Regions from separate parts of the Homo sapiens genome. Here region 1 is linked to region 2. Evidence: read pairs that join two places in POLR2A ChIA-PET (ENCODE). Cell type or tissue: Panc1. All regions are shown on one strand. Links, peaks and the distances in the headings refer to the core of each region. The heading gives the core; the rest is flanking DNA.

Region 1 (12,003 bases), core at 245-8,244, 1.0 Mb before region 2:
GGCAGGGTTAGAGGCGGTGACCATCAGGGCTGAGTGCGGTGCCAGCCTGTCCCCCAAGCAGCAGTGACGAATACTCTATACCCACTGCTAAGTAGCCATTGCCCTGGGCCTCACCCCCACTGCCCCAGTCACTTCCCTGTGACCCCCCGGACCTTCTCTGCCACAGTGTAGACCTTGCCAGGACCTGGCACTCCAGCACTGCTGCCCCTGGTGCCACCCTAGTGACCTGAGCACCCTGATACTGAGGCCTCTGGCACTCTGAGGCACAGCAGTGAAGAACGCGGCTGCATTCTGGCTCTACCTCCTTGTTAGCTGTGTGGCCTTGGACTAGTGACTTAACCTCACTGAGCCTGAGCACACAGACTTAACCCATGAGCTCTGCACACAGGGAGTAACCACGGCTCGCTCACAGGACCACTGAGATCATGTGCATGGCACTCGGCGCAGGGTCAGCCAGCCTCGCCTGCCTGCCTGGATGCTTCTTCTATACTGTGCCAGGCGCCCTCCCACCCTGGGGCCTTTGCACTGGCGGACCCTCTGCCTGCATGGTTCTCCTGTCACTTGTCAGCTTGTCAAGCCCCCTTGCCTCCTTCAGATCTTTGCTCAAGAGCCTCCTTCTCACCTAGGCCTTCCCTGGCCACTGTGTCCTGCGTCTACCATTCCCACTCCCCAACAGCCCTAGCCCCCGCTTCCTACTTAACTTTCCTTAGCGCTCCTCGCTGTCTAACACACGAGCATCTGACTTGTTTGTTCATTTCTGATGCCTCCATGAGAATGCAAACTCCTAAAGACAGAACATTTGCCTGCTTTGTTCCCTACTGTGTCCCCAGCAACCTGCACGGTGCTTGCCATATACTAGGTGCTCAATGACTGTGTGCTGAATGAATGTGTGGCTGGATAGATAACGGCTATGATTCCTGTGGCTTAGTGGAAACCACTCAAGTTCTGAGATCAGACCAGGGTCACTCCAGGCACCAAGCCTAACTGACCACCTGATCTGGGGTGAGACTTTTTTTTTTTTTTTTTTTTTTGAGACAGAGTCTCGCTCTGTTGCCCAGGCTGGAGTGCAGTGGTGTGATATCGGCTCACTGCAACCTCTGCCTCCCGGGTTCAAGCGATTCTCCTGCCTCAGCCTCCCGAGTAGTTGGGATTACAGGTGTCCGCCACCACACCCAACTAATTTTTGTATTTTTAGTAGAGAAGGGGTTTCACCATGTTGGCCAGGCTGGTCTCGAACTCCTGACCTTAAGTGATCTGCCCGCCTCAGCCTCTCAAAGTGCTGGCATGAGCCACTGTGCCCAGCTAGGACATTTAATGTCTCTGAATCTGTCTTCCTCTTAAGTCTGTACCCCACTGAGGCCCCAGCACAGTCTTGCAAAGCCTTTCATATCTATGCTGTCACCACTGTCTACACAGCACAGCATCCAGCTCTGTGGCAGGCGCTCCTGGCATTCTAGTTATTACTGCAATCACTATTAGAACCAAGAGAAAACAGACGCAGTGACTCATGCCTGTAATCCCAGTGCTTCAGGAGGCTGAGGCAGGAGTGCCGCTTGAGCCCAGGAGTTCGAGACCAGTCTGGGCAACATAGTAAGACCCCCGTCTTTAAAATTTTTTTAAAATTAGCCAGGCATGGTGGTGTGTGCCTATAGTTACAGTTACTCAGGAGGCTGAGGCAGGAGGATCACTTGAGCTCAGGAGTTCAAGGCTGCAGTGAACTATGATTGCGCCATTATACTCTAGCCTGGGTGACAGAGTAAGCCCTGTATCAAAAAAAAAAAAAAAAAAAAAAAAACCCAAAAGCCCAACCAGGCACGGTGGCTCACGCCTAGAATCCCAACACTTTGAGAAGCCAAGGTGAGTGGATTGCTTGAGCTCAGGAGTTCAAGACTAGCCTGGGCAACATGGTTAAAACCCCATCTCTAAAAAAAAAATTAGCCAGGTATGATAGCACATGCTTGTAGTCTCAGCTACTCAGGAGGCTGAGGTGGGAGGATGATGGAAACCAGGGAGGCAGAGGTTGCAATGAGCTGAGATTGCACCACTGCACTCTAGCCTGGGTGAAAGAGCCAGACCCTGTCTTAAAAATAAATACATTAAAAAAAAGAACCGGCCGGGGGTGGTGGCTCACGCCTGTGATCCCAGCACTCTGGAAGGCCAAGGTGGGCAGATCACAAGGTTAAGAGATCAAGACCATCCTGGCCAACATGGTGAAACCCTGTCTCTACTAAAAATACAAAAATTAGCGGGGGGTGGTGGTACGTGCCTGTAGTCCCAGCTACTCGGGGGGCTGAGGCAGGAGAATCGCTTGAACCTGGGAGGCGGAGGTTGCAGTGAGCCAAGATCACGCCACTGCACTCCAGCTTGGCGACAGAGTGAGACTCCGTCTCAAAAAAAAAAAGGAACCAAGAAAAACTGCTACTTCTAAGCAGCCAACAGACCTGGTAGAGGAGGAGGTCTGATTTAATCTCTGAGACTCCCTGGTAAAAGCCAATAGGCCTTTCCCTTATCAAGAAAGCAGAAACTCTGGGCTGGGTGTGGTGGCTCACGCCTGTAATCCCAGCACTTTGGGGGGCCAAGGCAGGTGGATTGCCTGAGCTCAGAAGTTTGAGACTAGCCTGGGCAACATGGTGAAACCCCATCTCTACTAAAATACAGAAAATTAGCCAGGCATGGTGGCACACGCCTGTAGTCCCAGCTACTCAGGAAGCTGAGGCAGGATAATCACTTGAACCCAGGAGGTGGAGGCTGCCTCGAGCAAAGATCCCACCACTGCACTCCAGCCTGGGCAACAGAGCAATACTCTGTGTCCAAAAAAAATTAAATTAAATTAAAAATTAAAAAAAAAATAAAAAAGCAGAAATTCTGGCCCAGGATAGAAATGTTAAGGGTCAGTAAGGCTTGTAAAACTGTTGCCATTTGGGGTGGCAGCTATTATGTTTGCAGCTATTATGTTTCTGTAGATGGGTAAGGAAGACTGAGAGCAAGGGACTTTCTCTTCCCTCTGGGACTGGAGAGAGAAGGTGGCGGGGAGGTGGCGGGAGTTGTCCTCTGAGGAAGGAGCCTGGGACATCATGGAGGCAAGTCTGGAACACAGCAGCCAGCCAGGTGGCCAGTGCAGGCACTCCAGGAGCCTCTGTGCAGAAGAAAAAGGGAAATGCACTCGAGGGGAATTTGAATCTGGGTATTAAATGATATGAGATCTCTGCTAGCCTCAGTTCATCAGAGGGGGTCTGCCAACTGGGAAGAATCTGCCTGAAAATGAAGCCAATGCAGAGGAAAGCAGAGTCAAGATGCAGAGAGACTTCTGATGGCATTGTGTGAGCACCCGGATATAGCCAGTCCTGAAGGCAGACCCCAGACCCTCAGTTCTAAGAGTCAATACATTTTCTTTTCTTCTGTTGTGTGTGTGTGTGTGTGTGTGTGTTTGTTGTTGTTGTTGTTGTTGTTGTTGTTGTTGTTTTGAGACAGAGTCCTGCAGCCTCGACCTCCTGGGCTCAAGCAATCCTCCCACTTCCACCTCCCAAGTAGCTGGGACCACAGATGTGCACCACCATGCCAGGCTAATTTTTAAATTTTTTTTCAGAGATGGGGTTGCACTATATGGCCCAGGCTGGTCTTGAACCCCCGGGCTCAAGTGATCCTCCCGCCTCAGCCTCCCAAAGTTCTGGGATTACAGACATGAGCAACCATGCCCAGCCCATTTTCTTTTTTCGGTTGAGCTACCATGGGATAGATTTTCTGGCATGTGCCACCTTTAGCTGTGACTACCTGTAATGGAGACTGTCTCCCCACCAGTCTGAGAGTCCCCCAGAGGCTCATATCTTGGTCCCCAGCATCACTGCCTAGGGCCTGTAACTGAATGGGGCTCAGGAACAGTCTGTCAAGCTGCACTTGATCCCAAAACCACTGATTTGGAACCATGTTGTCAGTCCTGCCCGAGCCTGGCTACCTCATCCCAGCCCTGACCTCCACAAGGTGTAGGGCCCTCGGCCCACCACTAGCTTCTGCAGCCGCACCTGGTACTTGTAGCAGTCTCGACGGTCACTGGGGGAGCTGCCCTGGCATGTGCCCGTCTCTGTGTTATTCTGACATGGACAGCCCGTCCCATCCTGCTCGTTACATGTGTCCGCGTGGCCATTACACTGGCATCTGGGGAAGAAGTTGAGGGTTACGGAGCCCCCATGGCCTGCAGTGGTCCAGGATGGACACCCCATATGTGAGCTCAACTCTGTGCAACAGGCCAGAAGAGGAAACTGAGGTTCACAGAGGTCAAGCTGTTTGCCCAAGGCCACAAAGCAGTTAAATTACCATTGGGATTAGAACCCGAGTTGCACAGACTCCAGCACTCACTGAACACTCAGAAAGAAGGAGATGGAAAGGGGAGGTTGTTCCAAGGCCTCTGCCCTCAGCCGCCCCATCTTGTTCTCGATGGGGCCGCTCTGTGGACTGCACTTCAGCACTAGCCTTGGAGGTAGGGAGTGGCATCACATTCCAGCTCCTTCCCTACCCTGACCCCAGCCTGGGCGCTCCCTGGGGATGTCATCCTCTCCTGACTGGGGGTGGAGGACTAAAGAGGGGGCCTGGCTCCAGAGCTACTCCCAGTGAGAAGGGTGGGATCCCCGGCCTCCCCCCCCCCCCCCCCCCCCCCCCCCCCCGGTTCCTCTTACTTGGTGCACTTCCCGTCCAGGAGGAAGTAGCCCTGCAGGCAGCTCTCGCATTTCTCCCCATAGCTGTTATTCTGGCAGTTCACGCACACGGCCTCGTCTTCACTAGGACCCTCTGTCACCCAGTTTTCAATCTGGCCAAGGAAGGACAGTGTGATCATAGAAAGGCCTGGACCAACCCCCTCCTCCCTCAGACCCAGGAGTCCAGGCTCCTACCCACTCCTCCCTCAGACCCAGGAGGCCAGGCTCCCACCCCCTCCTCCCTCAGATCCAGGAGTCCAGGCCCCAGCTCCTCTTCCCTCAGACCCAGGAGTTCAAGACCCCCACCTCTACTCTCTCAGACCCAGGAATCCAGGCCTCCAGCCCCTCCTCCCTCAACCCAAGGGTCCAGGTCTCCAGCCCCCTCCTCCCTCAGACCCAGGAGCTCCCCAGCCCCTCCTCCCTCAGACCCAGGCATCTGACCCCTCTCTTTCACCTCCTCTGGGTCCAGTGAGTACTTCTTTGGCTCTCCCTTGGACATTTGTAACTCCTTCCTGGAGATGCAGATGTGGCTATTTCCACGACAAAAGGCGTGGCAGGGCCGGCAGGTCCCGCCTCCGACAGCTGAACCCACAAACAGCGGGAGGCACTGCTCACAGTGGCTGCCCTGAGAACCCAGGACAGGGTAGTTAGAGAGGCTGGAGAGTCATCAGGGGTAGGAGGGCGTTGGGGGCACAGGGGCAGGTTCTGAGAGCCCACGGGAGGGCAGCAGAGGCTCGGGTACCTGGTTTGGACAATCCCAGCGGGATTTAGCCCCCGCCTTCCCTTGCACACCTGCAGCCCAAAGTGCTGAGTTCAAAAGCCCTTCCCTCCATTATCTCAAATCCTCCTCCACGTGCCTGTCCTCCTGGCGCAGCACCCACTCCGTCCACTATTCCAGGGCAGACCCTCTGGGATCCAAACCCAGGCAGCGTCCCCCAAGTCTCCACACATCTCCCTGGGACAGGGCTCTGGCTTATCTGTCCCTGGCTTATCAGGGCTCAGGATGAGATGCGAGCCGCCTGAGCGTGGGATGAAGGCAAGTGAGGGCCTGGGTCCCAGGGTCGGGGGTCTGAGGCTCCGGGCGGCCCACCTTGGTGTGGTTGCGGCAGAGCAAGCAGTGGTCACGCGCCCCAACACCAGCGCATTCACTGTGGCGGTTGCAGCGGCATTCCGTGGAGCAGTTGCGGCCCACAAAGCCAAAGTGGCAGCGGCAGTGGTCGGGCTCCACACATGAGCCGTTCACGCAGCCCTGGGCGCACACAGGGCGGCACAGCCCTGTCATGCTGCAGGGGCAAAGTGGGGGTCAGGGCAGGTGGCCACCCTCCTCGTGGCTTCATGGCCTAGCACCCAACCAACTACCCCACCCTCTTCTCAACTGGTTGCTCATCCCTGCTCTGTCCCGTTGCTATCTTCTCTTCAGGATCTAGCCCACCACCCCCTCCAGGTGTAGCCCACAACCCTCTCTCCTCTTTTGAGGGTACCCTATTTTCTTTTTTATTTTTTTGTAGAGATGGGGTCTCCCTGTGGACTGGTCTCGAACTCCTGGCCTTAAGTGATCCACCTGCCTCGGCCTCCCAAAGTGCTGGGATTACAGGCATCAGCCACTGTGCCCGGCCATTGGGGTACCCTATGAAACTCACTCTTCCCTGCTCAGCCTCACCACTCTTGACCTTCAGGAATCAATCCCACTGCCTTCATGCCTCGAGCTTTCTTTTCTTCTGTCCTGCTTGGCTCTAGGCCTCATCCATTACTGCTCCCCACAGACTCTCCCACCCTAGCCTGCCTGGCCCCAGCGCCGCCTGCGGCCTCACTTGTCCATGGTATAGCCGGTCTTGCAGCTGCACTCATAGCCGTGGGGCTGGTCGTGGCAATTCTGCGTCTCGTTGCAGTCGTGGTGCCCGTTTGCACACTCGTCCTCAGGGGGGCAGGACAGGAAGGCCCAGGAGGCCCCCGGACGCCCACATGTCAGCCCTAGCACCGGGGATATAGCATTTTACCTGGACCTCTGTACCACCTGCCCCAGTTGCCTAGGCCCTCCCTCCTGCCTCCTCTGAGCCCCACCTCTGGGTCTGGCCCAGTATCCCTATGTTCACTGTATCAGACCCCAACCAAGGGCCAGCCCCTCTCCCCCAGTGCCCAAAGCCCTCTCACCATCACGGGGGCCGCTGAGTCCACCCTCCATGCAGCGGCCACCCCCATCCTGGCCCCCCCAGGCACACCAGCCGCAATGGGGGCGCCGCAGGCACAAGGCGCACTGAGTTGCCTGAGCACAGCCCAGGGAGCAGCTCTCAGGTCCCCGGAGCAGCCGCCCACAGCCTCCGGCCATACATCGCAGGGGCAGGTAGGAAGGGCTCAGACACTGTATGGGGGGGAGGGGATGGGGATGCAGGGAAGAGAGAGATGGGGAAATAAGCTTAAACAAACACATTCTGGGTATCTTCCCAGACCACACCCTCTTTGAGGTCTCACCCCTCCCTGGCCACAGGTAGAGCAAAGTGGACACTAGCTGGGGTCATCATGTTTTCCCTCTCAAGCGTTTGTAACTACACACCAAGGCGGGAAGTCAGGCTGGGGAGGATCTTGAAACTGGAAGGTTGCCTGGCCGCAGTGGCTCACACCTGTAATCCCAATACTTTGGGAGGCTACAGTGGGAGGATCACTTGAGCCCAAGAGTTCCAGACCAGCCTGGGCAGCACAGTGAGACACCATCTCTACAAAATATAAAAAATTAGCTGTGTGTGGTGGCACACATCTGTAGACCCAGCTACCTGGGGGGCTGAGGTAGGATTTTTTGAGCCCGGGAGTTTGAGGCTGCAATGAGTCATGACTGCACCACTGCACTCCAGCCTGGACAACAGAGTAAGACTCTGTCTCAAAAAAAGAAAATAAACTGGAAGATCGCGTAGACTTGGGTTGAAGGGATTGTTTAGATAAGCAAATGATGATTAAATAAAGAGGACGCAGACAGGCAGGAAAAGAGCAGGCTGCAGAAAGAGACAGAGATGAGAACCACGTGCCCTAAAGACAGATAGAAAGGCAGCTTTCCAGTCTGTCTCCAGTTCCTTGTGAGGCCCTGCTGTACTTTCTATCCTGGGTTCCAACAGGTACTACTGCATTGGTGGAGGGAGTTCCCCTCCTCACTAAGGGCACTTCTGTTTCTTCCAGGTAAAGGAACAATGGCAATGTTCCCAGAAGGAGACAGAAAAGAGTATCAGGAGTGGGGTTGCAAACCACAGTTTCTTAGAAAAATGTAATCCCAGCACTTTGGGAGGCCGAGGCGGGCGGATCACGAGGTCAGGAGACCAACACCATCCTGGCTAACATGGTGAAACCCTGTCTCTACTAAAAATAGAAAAAATTAGCCAGGCGTGGTGGCGGGCGCCTGTAGTCCCAGCTACGCAGGAGGCTGAGGCAGGAGAATGGCGTGAACCCGGGAGGTGGAGCTTGCAGTGAGCAGAGATCGCGCCACTGCACTCCAGCCTGGATGACAGAGCGAGACTCCGTCTCAAAAAAAAAAAAAAAAGAAAGAAAGAAAAGACAAGAAAAAGAACAAATGTGGCTGCTGAGGCAAAAAGGCTTCTCTTACCCCACACTGAGAACCTGAAGAGTCCTTGGTTAGGGGCTGGGTAGCAACTCACAAGCCATATTTGTATGTCAGGACCCCAAAAACGTGCACAATGAGATTCAGGCTCTTGGGAACTTACCTCAGTGTATAAGGCACTTTATTTATTGCTTGGGCCATAAGTGAAGAATAAGAGGAAAGAGGTTAATTTGGGCCGGCTGCCTGAAAGCACTTAGGAAAAGGCAAAGCAACCATGGAATCCTGAAATAGAAAACCCTGACTGCTGTGGCTGGAGCTCTGAGCCCACTGAGGGGCCTGCAAATCACTGAGACTTGCTGAACTGCCAGAGGCAAATTCTCTGCTGGGCTGGGCTTCCAGATCTAAATTTAGGGCACTTGTTGGCAGATGGTGGGACAATCTGGGAGGGGTAGAGAACCCTGAATCCTCAGTCCTGGACAGCACTTTCTGCTGTAATCTCCCTAGTGACCAAATGCAAAGATGCCCAACACCATACACTGCATTTCCTGAGTTCATGGAAAAGGTGTATGAACATAAGTTCTGAGAGCAGGACTCTAGCTCATCTGCTGACATTCCCCACTGCCTAGCAAAGCACCCAGCAGAAAGAAGGTGCTCAATGATAAATTCGCTGAAGAGAGGGAGGGAGGATGAGAGGAAGGAGGCAGACCAGAGAAGGAGTGTCTCCGCTGCCTGCCCCAGACTCACAGGCCAAAGCCATTAAAAAGAACAATGCTGGGCCAGGCGTGGTGGCTCATGCCTGTAATCCCAGCACTTTGGGAGGCCGAGGCAGGTGGATCACAAAGTCAGGAGTTCGAGACCAGCCTGGCCAATATGGTGACACCCAGTCTCTACTAAAAATACAAAAATTAGCCAGGTGTGGTGGCGTGCATCTATAGTCCCAGATGCTTGGGAGGCTGAAGCAGGATAATCACTTGAACCTGGAAGGTGGAGACTGCAGTGAGCCGAGATCATGCCACTGCACTACAGCCTGGGCGACAGAGCGAGACTCTGTTTCAAAAAAAGAAAAAAAGAACAATGCGGGATGGTTAGAATCAGGCAGCCCTTGAGCCAAATCATAACAGGTATCACCTGCACGCCTATTATGTTTGATTTGTGCGGTGGAATCTAAGCCAACACTTCTTTTTTTTTCTTTAGACGGAGTCTCACTCTGTCACCCAGGCTGGAGTACAGTGGTGCGATCTCAGTTCACTGCAACCTCTGCCACCCAGGTTCAAGCGACTCTCCTGCCTCAGCCTCCCGAGTAGCTGGGATTACAGGCACCTGCCACCATGCCTGGTTAATTTTTGTATTTTTAGTAGAGACAGGGTTTCACCATATTGGTCAAGCTGGTCTTGAACTCCTGACCTCACGATCCACCCACCTCAGCCTCCCAAAGTGCTGGGATTACAGGTGTGAGCCACTGCACCTGGCCTAATTTTTTTTTTTTTTTTTTTTTTTTTTAGAGACGGGGTCTCGCTCTGTCACCCAGGCTGGAGTGCAGTGCTGTAATAATGGCTCACTGCAGTCTCAACCTCCCAGACACAAGTGATCCTCCCACCTCAGCCTCCCAAGTAGCTGGGACTACAGACACACACCACTATGCCTGGCTAATTTTTTTTTTTTTTTTTTTGTAGAGATGAGGGTCTTGCTATGTTGCCCAGGCAGGTCTCGAACTCCTGGCCTCAAGTAATCAATCTGTCTCAGCTTCTTGAAGTGTTGGGATTACAGGCCTGAGCCACCCCACCCAGCTAAGCCATCACTTTAAAGCTAGGAGGTTTCATAGAAAGTCTGGTAAAAGTCCCCTCTCACATTCACATACACCATCAACAATGCTCATCTGGCCCCTGGGGACAGGCTGTGCTCTCCAATTCACTGGCCCCACCTCTTCCCCTTGCCACCCTCCTGGCCACTCCCCCATCTCCTTAGCTGCCCCAGCTCTTCAGGCGTGTGAGAACTTGGCAAGCACCGAGAGGCTGGGGGAACAGCGCATGCCCGCAGGACTGTGGGTATGCCTTCTGCTCCCTGGAGCTCCCACAAAGATAAATGATGGAAATTTCAATAATATCTGGGGAGAACCCATACTACCATTAGGATCCCAGGCTTGGAGACGAGAGGCCTCTGCTTACCACAGACCAAAATCACAGGGGCTTCTGCCCTTCTGGCCACATTGACAGCCCCCATGGGGAACTCCCGCAGCCACCCTCTTGGTGTGTCCCATACAGTGGAGACTGGGAATCCTCCCAGTGGCAGGACTTGGGTCAGCCAGATTGGCCCTCTCACCACTGCTCATTACAGTAACAATGATCATGATCATTAGCCATTTTTTAGTGCTTCCTGAATGGCAGGCATTGCTCTATGCTCTAAGTAAATTCTCCCCCATTTAACTGGTACAACCTCCCTAGGGGACAGGATCTAGTGAAATGATTCCCATTTTAGCAAACTCTCCCTGAGGTCTTGGAGAGGGGAAGTCACTCATCCAAAGTCAAACAGCCAGGAAGTGGCCAAGTTGGAGTCAAACCCAGATCCCACTGACTTCACAGCCTGAGCTTTTGATCGCAAGGCAAACTACCTCCGGGTGAGAGCTAATGTACCACTCCCAGGCAGGGCTCCTGGCACTGGATGCCAAGGTCTGTGGGATTCTTGGTCCTCCACACCCTGCCCTCCTGGTCTCGAATTTCCACGAAGTGCTGTTGGTTTCTTTAGTCCACCTCTCAAAATGGCAAGTGTCCCACATCCCTGCACTGTTGTCTACTAGTGTCTGGGTGGTGGCTGGACTGATCACTTAGTTCATGGGTTGTCGGATGGTGAGCAGTTTTGCCTCAATTGGGTCTTGCATAATCGAGGTATGAATGAGGAGTGGGCTCTGGCTGAGTGACATTGCTTCCACATGTGACAGTGGGAGGTGAATGTGTCTTATCTCCCACGGGGGGGCAGTGGGGTGGGGTGCGAATGCCTTTGTCTGCCACCACGACAGTTTAATCATGTCAGGTGGAAGCGTCTTTGGAATGGAGTTTCTGGAAACAAGAGAGCATGTGCCAGGCACTCCAAGGGGTGGACTGTCACGGGTACACACATGCCTGCCTAGGCCACACCCACCTTCAGGAATCATCTCTCCACCCCACAGCCTAGAAGAGGCCTAGATCTGACGTGCCACGTTTGAACCACGTGCTCCTAGCCCTCCCTGGCCACATCCCACTACACCAAGGCTGGACATGTAGCTCGTGCACTAAGTCAGAGTTTCTCCTCGAGAATGTGAGCTAACCGACAAACACAGAGATGAACGTGGTCTCTGGAATTAGAAGGCATCTAGACTGGGAGTCAAGGCTGCAATCTGAGGCCATGTGTGTTGACTATCAGACCGACAGAAACCCGACAATGGAGAAGTGTGGAGAACAGCTGAGATTACGGGTCATGTGGCCTGAGAGCAACAGAGCAGAAACACTTCCTGCTCTCAGAGTCCATCAAATACCCACACTTCCTTATAACAAAACCAGCTCGAGGGAGTGTCTGTTTCTTATAACCAAAAGTTCCATAAGTAGAGAGAGAAAGAGAGAGAGGAGGGAAGCAGAAAAGGTTTGGGAGGTTGAAGGAAGAAGCATTAAGAGTCGTGGATGTGAACCTATGAATTATATCGACAAAATTAAAAACAAAAAATTAAATTAAAATTTTTTTAAAGTCATGGAAAGGATGAGGAGACCATGATACCATGGACAAGAGTTGGAGAGGCAGAGGCCA
Region 2 (12,578 bases), core at 2,176-10,175:
ACAAAAGTCAGCCGGGCATGATGGTGCATGCCTGTAATCCCAGCTACTCGGGAGGCTGAGGCACAATAATTGCTTGAACCTGGGAGGCAGAGGTTGTGGTGAGCTGAGATCTCACCAGAACACTCCAGCCTGGGTGACAGAGCGAGACCCTGTCTCAAAAAAAATAAAAAACAGGCCAGACACGGTAGCTCACGCCTGTAATCCCAGCACTTTAGGAGGCCGAGGCGGGCTGATCACCTGAGGTCAGGAGTTCGAGTACATCCTGGCCAACATGGTGAAACCCTGTCTCTACTAAAAATACAAAAATTAGCCAGGCGTGGTGACACATGCCTGTAATCCCAGCTACTTGGGAGGCTGAGGCAGGAGAATCCCTTGAAGCCAGGAGGCAGAGGTTACAGTGAACAGAGATCACGTTGCTACACCACAGCCTAGGCAACACAATGAGACTTCCTCTCAAAAAAATAAATAGGTGGCCAGGCACGGTGGCTCACGCTTGTAATCCCAGCACTTTGGGAGGCCGAGGCGGGTGGATCACAAGGTCAGGAGTTCGAGACCAGCGTGGCCAATATGGTGAAACCCCGTCTCTACTAAAAATACAAAAATTAGCTGGACAAGGTGGCACACGCCTGTAGTCCCAGCTGCTCAGGAGGCTGAAGCAGGAGAATCGGTTAAACCCGGAAGGCGGAGGTTGCAGTGAGCTGACACGGTGCCACTGCACTCCAGCCTGGGCAACAGAGCAAGACTCTGTCTCAAATAAATAAATAAATAAATAAATAAATAAAATAAAAATAAATAAATAGGTGGGGCACAGTGGCTCACGCCTATAATCCTAGCACTTTGAGAGGCCGAAGCAGGCAGATCACCTGAGGTCAGGAGTTCGAGACCAGTCTGACCAACATGGAGAAACCCCGTCTCTACTAAAAATACAAAATTAGCCAGGCATGGTGGTGCATGCCTGTAATACCAGTTACTCGGGAGGCTGAGGTGGGAGAATCACTTGAACCTGGGAGGCAGAGGTTGCGTTGAGCTGAGATCATGCCATTGCACTCCAGCATGGGCAGCAAGAGTGAAACTCCATCTCAAAAAATAAATAAATAAATAAAGTAAAATAAATACATTGAAAGAAAATAGGATGGTGATTACCAGGAGCTGCAGAAGAGGGGGGAATAGGGGAGTTGTTTTGTTTCAAAAATGTGTTTACTTTGCAAAAATTTTAGTTTTGCAACATGAAAATGGTTGTGGAGATTGGTTGCACAATGTAAATGTACTTAACACTATTGAACAATACAGTTTTAAACAGTTAAGATGGTAAATGTGTATTTTACCACAATTAAAAGGCTTATTTATTTATTTTTATTTATTTATTTTGAGACAGAGTCTCGCTCTGTCACCCAGGCTGGAGTGCAATGGTGCAATCTCGGCTCACTGCAACCTCCACCTCCTGGGTTCAAGTGATTCTCGTGCCTCAGCCTCCCGAGTAGCTGGGACTACAGGCGCTCGCCACCACGTTCAGCTGATTTTTTTTGTAGTTTTAGGAGGGATGGGGTTTCACCATGTTGGCCAGGCTTGTCTCGAACTCCTGACCTCAAGTGATCTGCCTGCCTCGGCCTCCCAAAGTGCTGGGAATCCAGGCATGAGCCACTGCACCGGGCCTTTTTTTTTTTTTTTTAGAGGTGCAGTCTTACTTTGTTGCCCAGGCTGGAGTGCAGGGTGCCATCATAGCTCACTGCAGCCTGGACTTCCTGCACTCAAGGCATCCTCCGGCTTCAGCCTCCAAAGTAGCCGGGATGGCCAGGCGCGGCCATACATGGCAAAACCCCATCTCTACTAATTAGCTGGGCGTGGCGGCAGGTGCCTTCAATCCCAGCTACTTGGGAGGCTGAGGCAGGAGAATCACTTGAACCCAGGAGGCAGAGGTTGTGGTGAGGAGAGATCACACCATTGCACTCCAGCCTGGGCAACAAGAGTGAAACTCTGTCTCAAAACAACAACAACAACAAAAATGAAGTAGCCGGGACCGCCGGCTGTGTGCCATACTTGGCTTAAAAGCATTTTGTTTTTGAGACAGGGTCTCACTCAGTTGCCCAGGCTGGAGTGCAGTGGCACAATCACAGCTCACTGTAGCCTCCAACTCTCAACCTAAGCGATCCTCCCACCTCCGCCACCAGAGTAGCTGGGACTACAGGGGCATGCCACCACACCCAGCTAATTTTTTGTATTTTTTGTAGTGATGGGGTTTCATCATGTTGTCCAGGCTGCTCTCAAACTCCTGGATTCAAGCAATCTGCCCGCCTTGGCCTCACAAAGTGCTGGGATTACAGGTGTGAGCCACTGTGCCCAGCCCCATATTCTATTGGTTAGAAGCAAATTACAAAAACTAGCCATACTGAAGGGAAGGAGAATTAGGCTCCACTTACTGAAAGGGGGCTGCCCAAGCATTTGTGGATATATTTTAAAACAGCTTCAGGCCGGGCACAGTGGCTCACACCTGTAATCCCAGCACTTTGGGAGGCTGAGTCAGGTGGATCACTTGAGGTCAGGAGTTCAAGACCAGCCTGGCCAACATGGTGAAACCCCGTCTCTACTAAAAATACAAAAATTACCCGGGTGTGGTGGCACATGCCTGTAATCCCAGCTACTTGGGAGGCTGAGGCAGGAGAATTGCTTGAGCCTGGGAGGCAGAAGTTGCTGTGAGCCCTGGCCCACAGAACGAGACTCTGTCTCAAAAAAACCCAATAACCACCCCCCCCAAAAAAAAGGTGACAGGTTTTCACTCTGTCACCCAGGCTGAAGTACCTTGGCATGATCACAGCTCACTGCAGCCTCAAACTCCTGGGCTCAAGGGATCCTCCTGCCTCAGCCTCCTAAGTAGATGGGACTGCAGACATGTGTCACCATGCCCTGCTATTTTTTTTTTAAACGTTTTCGTAGAAATGAGGGTCTCACTACGTTGCCTAGTCTGGTCCAGAACTCCTGGCCTCAAGTGATCCTGTTGCTGTGGCCTCTCAATGTGCTGGGATTACAGACAGCCATGAACCACCAGGCCTGGCCAACTTTCGATAATGTGGTTAGATAATTCAAACTTAAAGCTGTTGGAACTTTAAATTATTCCAAGCCTTGAGAGGAATGTTGCTATGTAGCCTGAGTCACGTAGCATGCAGTTACAACTTCTGCTTTTTCCTGTAAATGATTAAGAATGACCAAGCAGTGCCAGAGATAAGATCACCTCAGAACATTACTCCTAGGCCGGGTGTTGTGGCCTCACATCTGTAACCCCAGCACTTTGGGAGGCAGAGGTGGATCACTTGAGCCCAGGAGTTTGAGACAAGCCTGGGCAACAGAGTGAGACCATGTCTCTACAGAAAAAATTATTGAAAAATTAGCTGGGCATGGTGGCACACGCCTGTAGTCCCAGCTACTGGGGAGGCTTAGGCAGGAGGCTTGAGCCTGGGCGTTCGAGGCTGCAGTGAGCTGTGATTGTGCCACTGCACTCCAGCCTGGGTAACAGAGCAAGATCTGTTTGTTGTTGTTTTGTTTTGTTTTTGAGACTTTGTCTCACTCTTGTCCCCCAGGATGGAGTGCAATGGCACGATCTCAGATCACTGCAACCTCCGCCTCCCAGGTTCAAGTGATTCTCCTGCCTCAGCCTCCCGAGTACTTGGGATTACAGGCGCCCGCCGCCATGCCCAGCTAATTTTTGTATTTTTAGTAGACACGAGGTTTCATCATGTTGGCCAGGCTGGTCTTGAACCCCTGACCTCGTGATTTGCCCGCCTCAACCTCCCAAAGTGCTGGGATTACAGGCGTGAGCCACCGCGCCCAGCCCCAGAGCAAGATCTTATCTCAAGAAAAAAGAAAGGAGAAAGAAAGAAAGAAAGAGTACTCCTCCTCCTATCAGAATGTTAACGCAATCTTCCCTGCAGCATAGCAAGATGTACTAATGAAACTGTTGTAACATATGTACTGGTCCTGTAGCCTGGAATAAACTCTATAGTTAATCATATTTTCCTTTCTTTTCTTTTTTTTCTTTTTTGAGAGTAGAAGTCTGGCTCTGTCGCCCAGGCTGAAGTGCGGTGGCGTGATCTCGGCTCACTGCAACTGCTGCCTCCCAGGTTCAAGTGATGCTCCTGCCTCAGCTTCCCAAATAGCTGACACCACAGGCATGTGCCACCACACCCATCTAGTTTTGGTATTTTTTAGTAGAGACAGGGTTTCGCTATATGTTGGCCAGGCTGGTCTCGAACTCCTGACCTCAGGGTATCCACTCTCCTTGGCCTCCCAAAGTGCTGGGATTACGGGCATGAACCACCGAATCCGGCCTCAATCATATTTTCTGAATCTCATTATTTATAGTTGACGATAATTTATTTTCTTTTATTTAACATGTATACATGGGAGCCTTCAGAATGAAGACCTCAGCCGGGAGCAGTGGCTCATGCCTGTAATCTCAGCACTTTGGGAGGCCAAGGTGGGCAGATCACCTGAGGTCAGGAGTTTGAGACCTGCCTGGCCAACATGGCGAAACCCCGTCTCTACTAAAAATACAAAAATGAGGCAGGAGGTGCCAGCCAGGTTGTGGAGAGCCTTGTCATGCATGATAAGACTTTGGCTTTTACCCTGAGTGAAATGGGGACCACTGGACGGGTCTGAGCAGATGGGACCTGACTTAGGTGTTCACAGGGTTCCAGCTGCATGTGGGGTGCAAACTAGAGGGGTTGGCAAAGGGGACCCCAGAGACAAGGTCCCTGTCATAGTCCAGGTGATAGATGAACTTGGACAGATCAAGGTGCAGGGCGACAAAGAGGTGAGAAGTGGGATTTAGGGTGTATTTCAAAAGTAGAGGCAGTAAGATTTCCTGATGGACAAAATGGGGGCTTGAGAAAAGAGAATGCAAGGCTGGTGCCACCACTAGGGGACCAGGGGCCCCAAGAGCTGAAAGGTTAGAGCTGTCTACCTCACCCACACAGCATCCAGAAATAAATAAATAAATAAATACATTTTCCCCAGCTCCAGCTTAAAGGACAGAAAGATCATTTAAAAGTGAAACCTCTGCCAGGTGCAGAGGCTCACTCCAGCCTGGGCAACAGAGCAAGATTCTGTCTCAAAAAAAAAAAAAAAAAAAAGTAAATAAATAAAATAAAAAAGAAAATACAAAAAGTAGCTGGGCCCAGGCGAGGTGGCTCATGCCTGTAATCCCAGCACTTTGGGAGGCTGAGGCAGAAGGATCACATGAGGCCAGGAGTTCGAGACCAGCCTGACCAACATGGTGGAACTCCATCTCTACTAAAAGCACAAACATTAGCTAGATATAGTGGTGGGTGCCTGCAATCCCAGCTACTAAGGAGGCTGAGACAGAAGAATTGCTTGAACCTGGGAGGCGGAGGTTGTGGTGAGCAGAGATCATGCCACTGCACTCCAGCCTGGGCGACAGAGGGAGACTCTGTCAAAAAAAAAAAAAAAAAAAAAAACCCGGCCGGTCACGGTGGCTAACGCCTGTAATCCCAGCACTTTGGGAGGCTGAGGCGGGTGGACCACCTGAGGTCAGGAGTTTGAGACCGGTCTGGCCAATATGGTGAAAACCCGTCTCTACTAAAAATACAAAAATTAGCTGGGTGTGGTGGTGCACGCCTGTAGTCCCAGCTACTCGGGAGGCTGAGGCAGGAGAATCTCTTGAACCCGGGAGGCAGAGATTGCAGTGAGCTGGGATCGCACCACTGCACTCCAGCCTGGATGACAGGGGGAGACGCCATCTCAAAAAGTAAAAAACCAAAATTATAACGAGGGTACAACATTTCAATAGGATAACATTTATATTAAACAATTCAATGGAATACTTCACTAGTTGATATATGCATTATTAATGGGGTCTCCCTATATTCGAACTTCTGGCCTCAAGAGCTCTTCCCGCCTCAGCCTTCCAAAGGGCTGGGATTACAGTTATGAGCCACCGCGCCTAGCCAATGGTAGCTTGTAAATACTTTGTATCTATTGGCCTGGCTGGGTGGCTCACGCCTGTAATCCCGGCAGTTTGGGAGGGAGAACTGGGAGGATAGCTAGAGCCCAGGAGGTCAAGACAAGACTGGGCAACATAGCAACATAGCAGGACTCCATCTCTTAAAAAAAAAAAAAAGAATTAGCCAGCCGTGGTGGTGCATGTCTGTGATACCAGCTACATGGGAGGCTGAGGTAGGAGGATCCCTTGAACCCAGGAGTTAAGAGGCTGCAATGAGCTGTGATCGAGCCACCGTACTCCAGCCTGGGTGACAGAGTGAGACCCTTTTAAGGAGCCTTGATGGGACCTGATGACTGGCTTGATGTGGGAAATGATGGCATCTAGGATGGCATCCAGGGACAACATCTCCATTTCTTGATTGATAAATCAATCAATAGGAAAGAGGATTTTCTGCAAATAAGGGAATCTTAGTTCCTCATTTCTCTTCGCTACCCCAACCGCTCCTTGCTCAGAATCAAGCAGTAACAGTGAACTTGGTAGTAGCTCCGAGAAGGAAGTTGGACTTATCCAACTTCCTTCCTTCCTTGTCCTTGAGAAACCTAGGGGAACTCTAAAACGGAAGCAGAACCCACTCCCCAACTTCTCCACTCTCTGAATGAGGAGTGATTTTTTTGCTTTGTTTTCCAGTTACAAGGCCGGGGATGTACACGAGGTCCTGGAAGGAATTCCCCCTTGGTCCTGGTTCAATCTCTGATTTGTGATCCCGGACCACAGAGAGCTCTTCGGTGGGGTAGGCGCAGCACGGAGCAGTTAGGGATTTGCTTTTTTGGTAAAGAAGGTATCTGGGAGAAACTGCACTCAAACTTCCTCAGCCACACTCAACATGGCAGCTTCCTAGCCACGCCCAAAATGGCGGAACCCTTTGCCGTAGCTGGAGAGACGCTATTTTCCCAAAATGGAGCGGAGGAGGAAAATGTCCATCACAGCTTCACCCCGCCCCCCGCAGACGGCTAGCACCAATTAGTAGCGCGCAGAGCGAGTACAAAGCTAGGGGAGGAGCCTGCTGTTGCCCCAGCAACAACCACGGAAACCAAGACGAGCGCGGTCGCGGAAGTATCGCGGCTTACATATCTCGCAGCCAGGCGGGTCCTGGGAGAGGCGCGAGCCAGGCCTGGTCGGCGCCCGCGGAGAAAAGAAGCAGTCAAGCCCATGAACTACAACCCCGGTTGCCGCTTTCTCCTCTCCTAACCGTTAAGTGCGCTAAGGTAGGAATGACGCATGCGCTGCGCTTAGAGGCGGGGTTAAGTCGGACCTGAACTCATAACGCATGCGCCTTATGGAGCTTGCTGGGGGAGGGAAGCGGGGTGGCTGGCGTGACGCGGAAGGCGGGTCTTTTGCGCTCGTGGGCGGAGCCATAGCCCCTTCGGGCGGGGCTTTCCGCCGACCTGAACCCGAAAAGGTTATTTTGGACTTCCCAGAGTTAAATGCTGGTTCCCCAGACAAGGGTCCCCCCATTTTTTCCAGGCTTTCATGGGTTGGCAATTAGGATCTGTGGTCAAGACCTCAGCCTCAGGGGTGTGACGAAGCTAGCTTGGAATCCTAGTACTACCCTTTACTTGCTGGGCCTCAGTTTCCCCCCCGTCAAATGGAGATAATACACTTACCTCACAGGGTTGTGATTATATTTTTCCCCTCCCAGGGCCATGGCTGAGGTGCACGTGATCGGGCAGATCATAGGGGCCAGCGGTTTCTCGGAAAGTAGCCTCTTCTGCAAGTGGGGCATTCACACAGGTATTCCCCCAAGCCTGGTTCATTTCCACACCAAGACCCCTAGCCTAGAGGCTACATGCTCCTTCCTCCACCCCTTAACGCAGACTCTTAACCTCATTTCCATCAGTTCTCAGTACTCCAGGCCCAGCCCACACCCTGTCCACATGAGTCTCAAGCTCCCATCTTTGTGTGTGTGAGGGGTGGGATACAGACAGGGTCTCTCTCTGCGCCCGGGCTGGAGTAAGGTGGTGTGATCATAGCTCAGTGCAGCCTCGAACTCTCGGGCTCTAGTGATCCTCCCGCCTCAGCCTCCTGAGAAGCTGGGACTACAGACACGCACCACCAAATCTGGCTAATTTTTTTTATTTTTTGTAGAGACAGGGTCTCGCTATGTTGCCCAGGCTGGTCTCGAACTCCTGCGCTCAAACAGGCCACCCACTTCAGCCTCTCAAAGTGCTAGGATTAAAAACGTGAGCCGCCACGTCCCAGGAAAGTAATTTTGTTCATGCTTCCCCAACTGAGGCCCTATAGAGTCATGGTATAGTGTAATGGTTAGGGTCATGGGCTGCCAGATCTGCATTTAAATATTAACTCCCCCACCTATTAATTGGAGACCTTTGGACTCGACCACTTTGAGCCTCAGTTTCCTTGTTTCAAAGTGAAGCTAATAGTAGCTAAGAAGCAGCACAGGTTTGAGGTTAAGAGCACAGACTGCCTGGGTTCAAAACCAGTTATTGCTTGTTAAGGCACCCTTGGGCTGATTATGTGAACTTGGGCACTTCTCTTCACCTCGACTTCCTTGTTTGTACAATGAGAGTCATAGAAATATTTACCTGTTGAAGTTGTCATGAGTACTAAACGAGTATCAACAGCACTTAGAATAGGAATAGGGCTGGAATAGGAAGTGCTCATTCAGTGTTTGCCTGGCTTATACAAGACTTTGATGGGGTCTTGTTTGTAAAGCCTGGGGTATGTTGTTGCGTGGCACAGATGAATGTCTATGAAACAGATGTGGCCATTTGGCATTATCATGTCTTCAGGCCTGAGTCCTAGTCCCTTTTTTTTTTTTTTTTTTTTTTTTGAGACTCGTTCTGTTTCCCAGGCTGTAGTGCAGTGGTGCAATCTAGCTCAGCCTTCCAGGTTCATGCCATTCTCCTGCCTCAGCCTCCTGCATAGCTGGGACTACAGGCGCTCGCCACCATGCCCGGCTATTTTTTTTTTTTTTGTATTTTTAGTAGAGATGGGGTTTCACTGTGTTAGCCAGGATGGTCTCGATCTCCTGACCTTGTGATCTGCCCATCTCGGCCTCCCAAAGTGCTGGGATTACAGGCGTGAGCCACTGCGCCTGGCCCTTTTTTTTTTTTTTTTTTTTTTGAGACAGAGTCTCACTCTGTAGCCAAGCTAGAGTGCAGTGGCACGATCTCGGCTCACTGCAATCTCTGCCTCCTGGGTTCAAGCGATTCTCCTATGTCAGCCTCCCGAGTGGCTGGGACTACAGGCACCCGCTACCATACCCAGCTAATTTTTGTATTTTTAGTAGAGATGGGGTTTCACCATGTCGGCCAGGCTGGTCTTGAACTCCTGGCCTTAAGTGATCCGCCTGCGTAGGCCTTCCAAAGTGCTGGGATTACAGGCGTGAGCCACTGCGCCTGGCCCTTTTTTTTTTGAGACAGAGTCTCACTCTGTAGCCAAGCTAGAGTGCAGTGGCACGATCTCGGCTCACTGCAATCTCTGCCTCCTGGGTTCAAGCGATTCTCCTATGTCAGCCTCCCGAGTGGCTGGGACTACAGGCACCCGCTACCATACCCAGCTAATTTTTGTATTTTTAGTAGAGATGGGGTTTCACCATGTCGGCCAGGCTGGTCTCGAACTCCTGGCCTTAAGTGATCCGCCTGCGTAGGCCTTCCAAAGTGCTGGGATTACAGGTGTGAGCCACTGCGCCTGGCCCCTGGGTCCTTTTTGATTCTACAGGTAAGTGAGGTGGAAGTTGAAATTCCCAGGAAATCGGAACCCTCCAGCTGATGGATGAGGGGCAGGCTCTGGAGTCAGACTTGGTTTCCAGGTTGGACCACTCACCTTCTCTGTGACCCTGGGCAGAGGCTGTCCCCTCTTGGAGCCTCAGTTTCCTCATTTGTTCTTCATAGGGCTGTTGGGAAATCTTGCTTTTAAGGAGCCTGACGCAGGGCCTGGTGCTTCCCTCAACTCAGCCCAGAAGGGAGTAATGACTAACCTGATTTTTATTATTTCAGGGAGTTGCTGGGGATGTTGATCCAGCCAAGAATACTGAGGCAGTTGGATGAAAGGCTTGGGCTCTGCAGTTAGAGCTGAGTCTGAATCCAGTCCCATGATGGGACCTTGGTCTGCTATAGTCACTGCTATGTCACCAGCATGGAAAACAGTGCTTGGCACATAGCAGGTGCTGAATAAATGTTCATGAACTCACCTTCTCAGAGCCTGTTTCTTTACCTGTTAAATGGGGATTATATTAGCTCCCACCTCCTAGGATCACTTATTTGTCCAAGAAACATTTATTGAGCACCTTCTGTATACCAAGAGCTGGGTTTGTGGTCTTGGGGATCCAGCAGTGTGCAAGGTCCCTGTTTTCCTGGGCCATACAGTAGGGGAGACAGAAAATAAATAAGCAGGCCAGGCGCGGTGGCTCATGCCTGTAATCCCAGCACTTTGGGAGTCCGAGGCGGGCAGATCACCTGAGGTCAGGAGTTTGAGACCAGCCTGGCTAACATGGTAAAACCCCATTTCTACTAAAAATACAAAAAAAATTAGCTGGGCATGGCGGCGTGTGCCTGTAATCCCAGCTACTCGAGAGGCTGAGGCAGGAGAATCGCTTGAACCCAGGAGGCGGAGGTTGCAGTGAGCCGAGATGGTGCCATTGCACTCCAGCTTGGGCAACAAGAGCAAAAGTCTGTCTCAAAAAAAAATAAATAAAATAAAATAAATAAACAGATAAACGAGTGCAGTTGGGTGTGGTGACTCACCCCTGTAATGCCAGCACTTTGGGAGACTGGAGCAGGAGGATCACTTGAGCCCAGGAGTTTGAGACCAGCCTGGGCAACATAGTGAGACCCCCGTCTCTACAAATAAATAAAAAATTAGCAAAGCATAGTGCTGTGTGCCTGTCGTCCCAACTACTTGGGAGGTTGAGGTGGGAGGATTGCTTGATCCTGGGAGGTCAAGGTTGTAGTGAGCTGTGATTGTGCCACTGCACTCCAGCCTGGGTGACAGAGGGAGATCTTGTCTCCCCCCACCCCCCCAAAAAAAGAAAGGAGCACCGTGATTCCAGACAGTGGTAAGTGCTAGGATGAAAAGAAATGATGTGGCAGGGACTAGTGTTTGGTGAAGAGGGTCAGGGAGAACCCCTCTGTGGAAGTGGCACTTGAGCTGGGCCCTGAAGGATGAAAACAAAAGCTAGGGATGGGGACACCCAGGAGCAGAGCTTTCTAGGCAGAGGGAACAGCCAGTGCAAAGGCCCTGAGGTGGGGAGTCAGAAGTGGGACAGTGAGGCCAGAGGGTGATGAGGGAGGGGGAGAGTGATGGGAGATGAACTCAGGGAGGGGAGCAAGAGCCAGGCCACGTGGGCCATGGTGGAGGGTCTGTAAACTGGGGGGTGAGGAGGGGATTAAGAGTCCTAGAGGGTGGATTAAATGAATGGATGCTTAAAGTACTTAGCATAGCATCTGGGATTTAGTTAGTACTCGGTGCATTTTCTTTTTTTCTTTTCTTTTTTTTTTTAGATGGAATTTCGCTCTTGTTGCCCAGGCTGGAGTGCAATGGGACCATCTTGGCTCACTGCAACCTCCGCCTCCTGGGTTCAAGTGATTCTCCTGCCTCAGCCTCCTGAGTAGCTGGGACTATGGGCGTGCGCCACCACACCCAGCTAATTTTTGTATTTTTTTAGTAGAGATAGGGTTTCAGAATGTTGGCCAGGATGGTCTCGATCTCTTGACCTTGTGATCTGCCTGCCTTAGTCTCCCAAAGTGCTGGGATTACAGACGTGGCTAATTTTGTGGGTGTGTGTGTGTGTGTTTTTAGTAGAGACAGAGTTTTACCATTTTGGCCAGGCTGGTCTCGAACCCCTGACCTCAAGTGATCCACCTGCCTTGGCTTCCCAAAGTGCTAGGATTACAGATGTGAGCCACTGCGCCCATCCTAATTTTTGTATTTTTAGTAGAGATGGGATTTCGCCATGTTGGCCGGGCTGGTCTCAAACTCCTGACCTCAGGTGATCAGCCCGCCTCAGCCTCCCAAAGTGCTGAGATTACAGGCGTGAGTCACTGCGCCTGGCTTGTTTGTTCATTTTTTGAGATGGAGTCTCACTGTGTCACACCAGCTGGAGTGCAGTGGTGCAATCTCGGCTCACTGCAGCTTTTCCAGCGATTCTCGTGCCTCAGCCTCCCGAGTACCTGGGATTACAGGCACCTGCCACCACTCCAGACTAATTTTTGTATTTTTAGTAGAGACGAGGTTTTGCCATGTTGGCCAGGCTGGTCTTGAACTCCTGACCTTAGATGATCCACCCCCCCCTAAGCCTCCTAAAGTGCTGGGATTAGAGGTGTGAGCCACTGCGCTCAGCCTTAATTTTTATATTATTTGTAGAGATGGGGTTTTGCCATGTTGGTCAGGCTGGTCTTGAACTCCTGGACTCAAGGGATCTACCTGCCTTGGCCTCCCAAAGTGCTGAGATTACAGGTGTGAGCCACTGTATCCTACCACTCAGTGCATTTTAGCTATCATTATCACCCCTCAGTAGGATCGAAATTGTTATGTGTGTTTCAGGATGCGCTCCTGGAGGGTACCCTTGGCCCCATCTTAATCCTTGGACTAGGCTTGAAAATAT

The links. Peaks named below come from ENCODE experiments on the same cell type or tissue, not always from the same donor. Only the 100,000 strongest peaks of a DNase experiment are listed, where the experiment ranks them.
Region 1: POLR2A ChIA-PET joins it to region 2 with 10 read pairs; 2 of 35 experiments call an interaction of 5 or more read pairs at or near these places.

The regions. Positions count from the first base shown.
Region 1 is chr19:42,363,499-42,375,501 of GRCh38, reverse strand. MEGF8 (multiple EGF like domains 8) reads right to left here. Exons shown (of 42, transcript NM_001271938.2): 36 at 6,840-7,047; 37 at 6,500-6,659; 38 at 5,779-5,971; 39 at 5,143-5,313; 40 at 4,671-4,801; 41 at 4,020-4,152. Among named protein-coding and RNA genes, the nearest start is that of MIR8077, 18 kb to the right of the region's middle. RefSeq lists an enhancer at 5,522-6,475. In Panc1, for the core only: no CTCF peak of the experiment used is centred there; no DNase peak of the experiment used is centred there.
Region 2 is chr19:41,358,598-41,371,175 of GRCh38, reverse strand. B9D2 (B9 domain containing 2) reads left to right here and starts at 7,027. Exons shown (of 4, transcript NM_030578.4): 1 at 7,027-7,218; 2 at 7,653-7,744. The coding sequence starts at 7,657. It also overlaps a transcript of TMEM91 not described here. RefSeq lists an enhancer at 7,052-7,171. In Panc1, for the core only: no CTCF peak of the experiment used is centred there; DNase peaks (open chromatin) are centred at 6,955 and 7,235; H3K4me3 peaks cover 1,930 bases; H3K27ac peaks cover 2,109 bases.